2 separate regions of the Homo sapiens genome follow, and region 2 is linked to region 1. A link is a contact called in ENCODE Hi-C or POLR2A ChIA-PET data. All regions are on one chromosome and are shown on one strand. The core of a region is the stretch at or near the end of the contact, and the rest is flanking DNA. Distances in the headings are between cores, read along the strand shown.

Region 1 (2,906 bases), core at 137-2,636:
ACCTTTTAGCAAAGTCTGGCCCAATGTCCCCCTTCTTATATTTCTTGGCTTTGGTTGGTTTTGTTTGTTTCTTGTGGGTTTTTTTTTTTTTTTTTTTTTTTGCCATTTTCTTTTCTCCTTTAAAATAACAGACATGGTAATTCATTTGTGATGCACTGAGAATCTTAATCTGGCACCAGCATTACTGGTAAGTTGCTTCCTTTCAGCATGAGATAGGACAGCTTACACTTGCTACAATGTATAAGACAGCCATTTTCATGCTTATACACAATAACAAGCTAAAGCTCACATTTTTTAACGTAACATCTGTGTTGCTTTCTCAGAAAAACAAGTAAAAACATGATGGTTTATTTTGGATGTGGAGGAGAAAGAATTCCAACAAACCACCATAGCAAAACACCCCAGTTAGCTTAAATGTTTTGGAGGATTTGGGGTGGGGAGAGGGGAGTACAGAAGAGAAATAATTACCTGTTTATTATCTCAGAGTCAAATTATAACAATTCACTAACTGAATCCAAGAATCACTGAATTCTAATTGACCTAGGATGCTGGGCAATGAAAAAAGGCTGGGACTGCTAAATTCAATGTTATGAGAGTATATCGTAATTTGTCATATTGTCCTTTTTCTTCCTTAATTTTCTAATAAGAACCCCTCTAGTTGAGCAATTTCTTTAGGGCCACTTAATGTTCTCATATAGGGGGCTTGGCTGTTGCAGAGTTTCTTGGTCAATGGGAGACTGATTGTACAAGCCAGCCCCAGAAGTCTGGACCTCCCTTGCTCTGCACTCATTTACCATGTGGTGTTACACAAGCGAAAGAGCAGCCAAGTCTCTCATTTAGAGCTAACTTTCATAGCCAAACAAAAGACAAATCTCCTATTAATCAAGAGCTGCACAGTCTTTGAGTTGAAGATGGTAACAGCTGTGCCAATACAAAGGAAAATATTTTCTGCATTATCTGCTTAATGTAAAGGCTGTGTAACATCTGTGCACAGGGCCGATTGCTAGAGTGCACTGCATTTTTAGCAAGGCAGCCAGAACTTCCAACAGGAATATGCCATTCAACCGGCAAATGCAGCAGAGCTCTTACATCATCTCGAATTTTCCCAAGAAGCTGACATTTTCAAATATGTAAGAGGCGCACCTTCAGCCCTTTCTACTTGTCACTTTTGATGTTTTGATTCTGGCTGCAAAAATCACAATTGCTATGATCTCCCTTCACTTTGGCTTGCCTGTTCTCAGCATTACTAGCTTTAAGGCTGCCAGACAGAAAGCTGTTGACTTTCCCTCTGAGACAGACAATGGCTTAACATGTAATCACTGGCCCCTCTTCTTCCCAACTCGATGTTTATTGCTAGCCTGTTGGCACACCCCCCAGACTGACTGTACCGGTTCTTAGTCTGAAAAGCATTCATCAGTCTTCACATTTCCAAGAGAAATGCCCCCTCTTGTGGTGTTTGCTGAATACTGCAGTCCTCGCTTCCAGCAAGAGAGCTGTGACACCCCACTTCCCACATAGACATGTGAGGAGACTAGGAACTCCAGTCCACCCAGTATTGAAAATTTTTAGCTTTTTGCTGTGACAGCTGAATCCTCTCTAACTGCATCAGGCTTTCAGATATAGATTGAACCGTATGAAAGTGCCAACAGTCAACCATTTTTGACCAATAAAGCAGCAATTTCATATAGTTCAATGTAAGCTAGGGAGGGAACTTCTTAGCTGAGCCCTGTGAATGGCAGCCAAGAGTGGAAATCTTTTCTACTCTAGTAACTACATTGAGGCACAATAAGGTAGAAAGGCAGTTCAGTATATTATCTCTATAATAAATAAACGTTTTTCAAGCCCTATATGCTAGACACTTTGCCAAGTTATGAACATAACCTTGTTAAGTTTCTTGTTCAATTGGCAGTTGATCATAAGGGCAAACTTAGAAATTTGGACGTTCTAGATTTGTCATTTGTTTATTAGGGACCATTGGTAAAATAAATGGCAAAATTATTTCTACCCCAGCACAAGCAGCTAGTTCTCTGAACAGTTTACTGGTCTCAATGCAAATAAATGTAAAATGGGGTGCTGTAGTTCCATCTGTAGATGTAATTATTTTGTAAGTATCCTATTTGTTTTTAATATGAGACAATAAATAGTGTGATTATGTCAAGTAATCTTTTTCAGCAATGTCAATTCATCATGCTAGCAAATTCTAAAAATAAAATTTTAATTATGTAATATTTAATATCACTGATGTCAAATGGGAACATCTGTAACCTCATATCAGAGACTCTTTATAATAAATAAATAGTTCCTAGAAATCAATAAGAAAAATCAACAACTCAGTATTGCAAAGAATGTTATTAGATGATTCACACATTTTTTAAAAAATGGTTTTAAACACAGGAAAGATGGTTGACTTCACCCAAAATTAGAGCTATGAAAACTAAACTGACATCAAAATATTATATTTACCTTTCAGCCTGGCAAAATTTAAAACTTTGTTCACACCCTCTTGGCAAAGTTATGAAGAAACAGGCACTCATAACATTTCTACTCTAAGTATAAATTGACACACTTCCTAGAAAGTACAATTTAACAAATTAACCACATCACAAATACATATACTACCAATGCAGAGCATTTCCAAGATAAATTATTTGGAGAAAAAAATAAAGGTATGGAACCATATGCATAATATGGTACTTTTTAGTTACAGCGGAGAGAGGATAACATTTTTTTTTTTTTTTGACAGAGTCTCATTCTGTCGCCCAGGCTGGAGTGCAGTTGTGCAATCTCGGCTCACTGCAACATCCACCTCCTAGGTTCAAGCGATTCTTGTGCCTCAGCCTCCCTAAAAGCTAGGATTATACGCACGCACCACCACACTCAGCTAATTTTCGTATTTTTTAGTAGAG
Region 2 (2,906 bases), core at 245-2,744, 60 kb after region 1:
ATGGTCTCTTGCCAATTAGGTTTCCTTTTCCTTTCCCCATTGTTATATCGCCGGATAGTGTGTGGCTTCAATCAGAACTTCCAAAATATTTGGATTTTATGAACTAGGTAATATTTTCAAAAACAATTTGGGGACTGATATAAGATTGCTAATCTTTAATTAGCTAAGCAAAGATATAAAAACAAATAACTACCATCCATTAACAGTGTTGTTTTATTTTTTAAAAGCACATGTTAATACCAAAACATAACTAGGAGGGAACTAATCTCATAATAAAAAGCAGTTCCTTAAAAGTGAATAAATTTAGCTTTATAGGAAAAATCACTACACTAGCCTTATCCTTCTCATTTCACCTAGTCTGATAAAAACTTCATCATAAACAATAGTCCATACACTCCACTTTAGGTACTACTGTAGGCTTAAGTAACAGGAGGAACTTTTGATAGCAAGTAATATTTTCTTCATCAATAACTAAGACTAGGGTCTTTGTGCAGGGAATGAATCTGGTTTGAAAATCAGTACCAACCTAAACCACTTCCAGGTTTATCATCCTTTCCATGCTCTCTGCAGTAGACACGAGCTGTTCCTAGAAGGCTGATTTCTATTTGCCCCATCCCAGCTTCCTTCTCCTACCTGTTGGTCCATATTGATAGGTTCTATGATATCCTAGTTATGACAATCCTCTTTCCTCTGTATTGAGGAAATGCCAGCCCTAAACAAGAGAACTTTGTTTTATCAGTTTTTCCAGAATATGAATGTTTGATTCCCACCAAGTTGCCACTGATTACTTTACATGGTATGGGCTGCATTTATGAGCAGCCCACACAGGATAAGTATCCAGAAAAGAAACAAGTTCCTGAGTCGCTGTCAGGATTTAATTCTGTAATCACTTTTAAGAAGTTGTGTTGGATTTGTAGAGAAGGCAAAACTCTGTTTTCCTATGCTTTGAAACTGGCTTCAATGACAATAAAGAAGAAACCAAAGAAAATGCTTTTGAAATTAGAGAAATAAAAACTTCTGAAATCTTTACGAGTAGGCAAGCTGTGAAAGCAGTGGCAGGGTGCTTCCTGCTGAGTCATGAAATGGAATGATTCATAGTCAAGCAATTCAAGGCCACAGACAACAGAACTCAAGCAAGGGAGTAGCAGGAATCAAGCCCAGATTGTAAATCCAGGATTGGAAACATAATTGAAATCAGGAGTAAAGCAGAAATATCACAGGAACACAGGCTGTTTGAGTCTGGTGGACATGCCAAAATTAGGAAAATGGTAGAACAGAATTAGGTCATTATTTGAGGATCGGGAACACAGACCAGAGATAGATGGATGCTAAGTGAAGCCCCTTGATTCAGGCTTCCTGGGAAAGAAGGCCTAAGAGACCTTAAGTAGATCTCTTGGAAATCTTTGTCAGCCCTACCTACAAAATTACTCCCATTTACCCAGTCTATCCACTCGCCTGTCTGGGAGCCACCCTGAAAGAATGATGAATGTCTCTGAGACTAATTCTACACACCAAACTGGTCCAACCACATTGACTGAAGCAATAGTTTGAGAAAACAAGTCCACAAATCAAACCTTCTTGTTCTGTCTATAGATATAACCTGAATCTAAACTTTGAGTTTAAATTGTCTCAGTAGTAAAATTACTGATGCATATAGCAGTATATACAGGCTTTTTTCTGTTGCTTCTGATTTTCATCAGAAACCCTAGAACAGAGAAGATTAAGAACACACATTATGAATTTAAGAAGCCACCCAAACAGCTGATCTAGAAATTCAAATAGCACAGATAAAAGGCAGTGGTGAGAAAAGAAATTAAGTGCTTTCTGCATATATCATGCTTAGTTCATCCAATGCTATGGGCTAAAGTGAGTCCCACCAAATTCGTGTGTTCAAGCCCTAACCCCCCTAACCTCAGAAAATGTTTTGGGAGATAGAACTTTTAAAGAGATGATCAAGTTAAAATGGGGCCACTAGGATAGGCTATAATCTAATCAGACTGGTGTGCTTATAAGAGGAAATTTAGCCACACACAGTCACAAGGGACCTGCCTGTACAGGGGAACCACCCTGTGAAGGAGAAGAAGAGAATAGCTAACTGCAGGCCAAGGAGACAGGCCTGGAATGGGTTTGTTCCTCAAGGCCTTTAGAGGGAATCAACCTTGCCAGCAATTTAATTTTGAACCTCCAGCCTCTAGAACTGTGAGAAAATAAATTTCTGTTGTTTAGGCCCGCTGATCAGTGGCATTTTGTTATGGCAGCTCTAGCAGATAGCACATCAAATAAACTGGTTAATGGAAGGGGAAAAAAATTCTGCTACTTATAAGTTTAAGTGCTCTATATCTTATAGCTGCACAAACTTTCTGAACCATACCCCTAACAAATTTTAAATTAACCTAAAAAGTCAATTTAGAATTCTGTGTCTTTTATAAAGTTTTAACATCTTTCAAGAAGAGGAAATAAACTTTCATTATCTTCAAATGTTCTTTCACATAAAGTCTGAAGTTTGTAGCCTGTTCCTACATCTTATCATGTCAGAAATAGAAACAATTTTTCTTCCTACATAAAGTAAACTTTCCTCATTAACATAAACATATGTTCAGACAAGAGCATATTCAGGGTTTTACCATGTTTCAGTGGATAGAAAATAAGAGAATACTCTGAGAGCTCATTAAGATGGTTTGATACTATTTGTCGAAAGTTTCAAGAGAGAATGTTGATTAAAATACAGGGAGTCAGTTAAAGTCCTCTCCTCAGCCTCTTGGGGTAATTTATCACCTTCAATCATCTTAAAGTTTAATAGCCAATAACAGTATAATAGTTCTCATTCATGAGGTAGTTATATTTTAACTGGGGTCAAAGCATTATATTACAAATAAAGATCTAACCTATTTCAGACATCATTCAAG

Evidence for each region. A loop is a pair of places that touch in the nucleus more often than their neighbours do. ChIA-PET counts read pairs that join two places held with the same protein, here RNA polymerase II (POLR2A). Pooled maps may share reads with other maps.
Region 2: a loop to region 1 is called in a pooled map, with 2.7 times the contacts of the local background. The contact joins two enhancer-like sites. A Hi-C loop is called at or near these places in 9 of 168 maps with a recorded cell type or tissue (B cell, CD14-positive monocyte, CD4-positive, alpha-beta T cell and 5 more), 23 of 37 single-sample maps with no recorded cell type and 20 of 50 pooled maps. POLR2A ChIA-PET finds 5 or more read pairs at or near these places in 12 of 52 experiments (CD4-positive, alpha-beta memory T cell, GM12878, Panc1 and 7 more).

Annotation. Positions count from the first base shown.
Region 1 is chr2:161,062,430-161,065,335 of GRCh38, forward strand. No RefSeq gene overlaps it. Among named protein-coding and RNA genes, the nearest start is that of TANK-AS1, 96 kb to the right of the region's middle. Within about 2 kb of position 1,387, at least 3 of the 41 ENCODE cell types and tissues checked have a DNase peak (open chromatin) inside an H3K27ac peak, as active enhancers do.
Region 2 is chr2:161,122,342-161,125,247 of GRCh38, forward strand. All of the region lies in intron 2 of TANK-AS1 (TANK antisense RNA 1), which reads right to left. Among named protein-coding and RNA genes, the nearest start is that of TANK-AS1, 36 kb to the right of the region's middle. Within about 2 kb of position 1,495, at least 22 of the 41 ENCODE cell types and tissues checked have a DNase peak (open chromatin) inside an H3K27ac peak, as active enhancers do.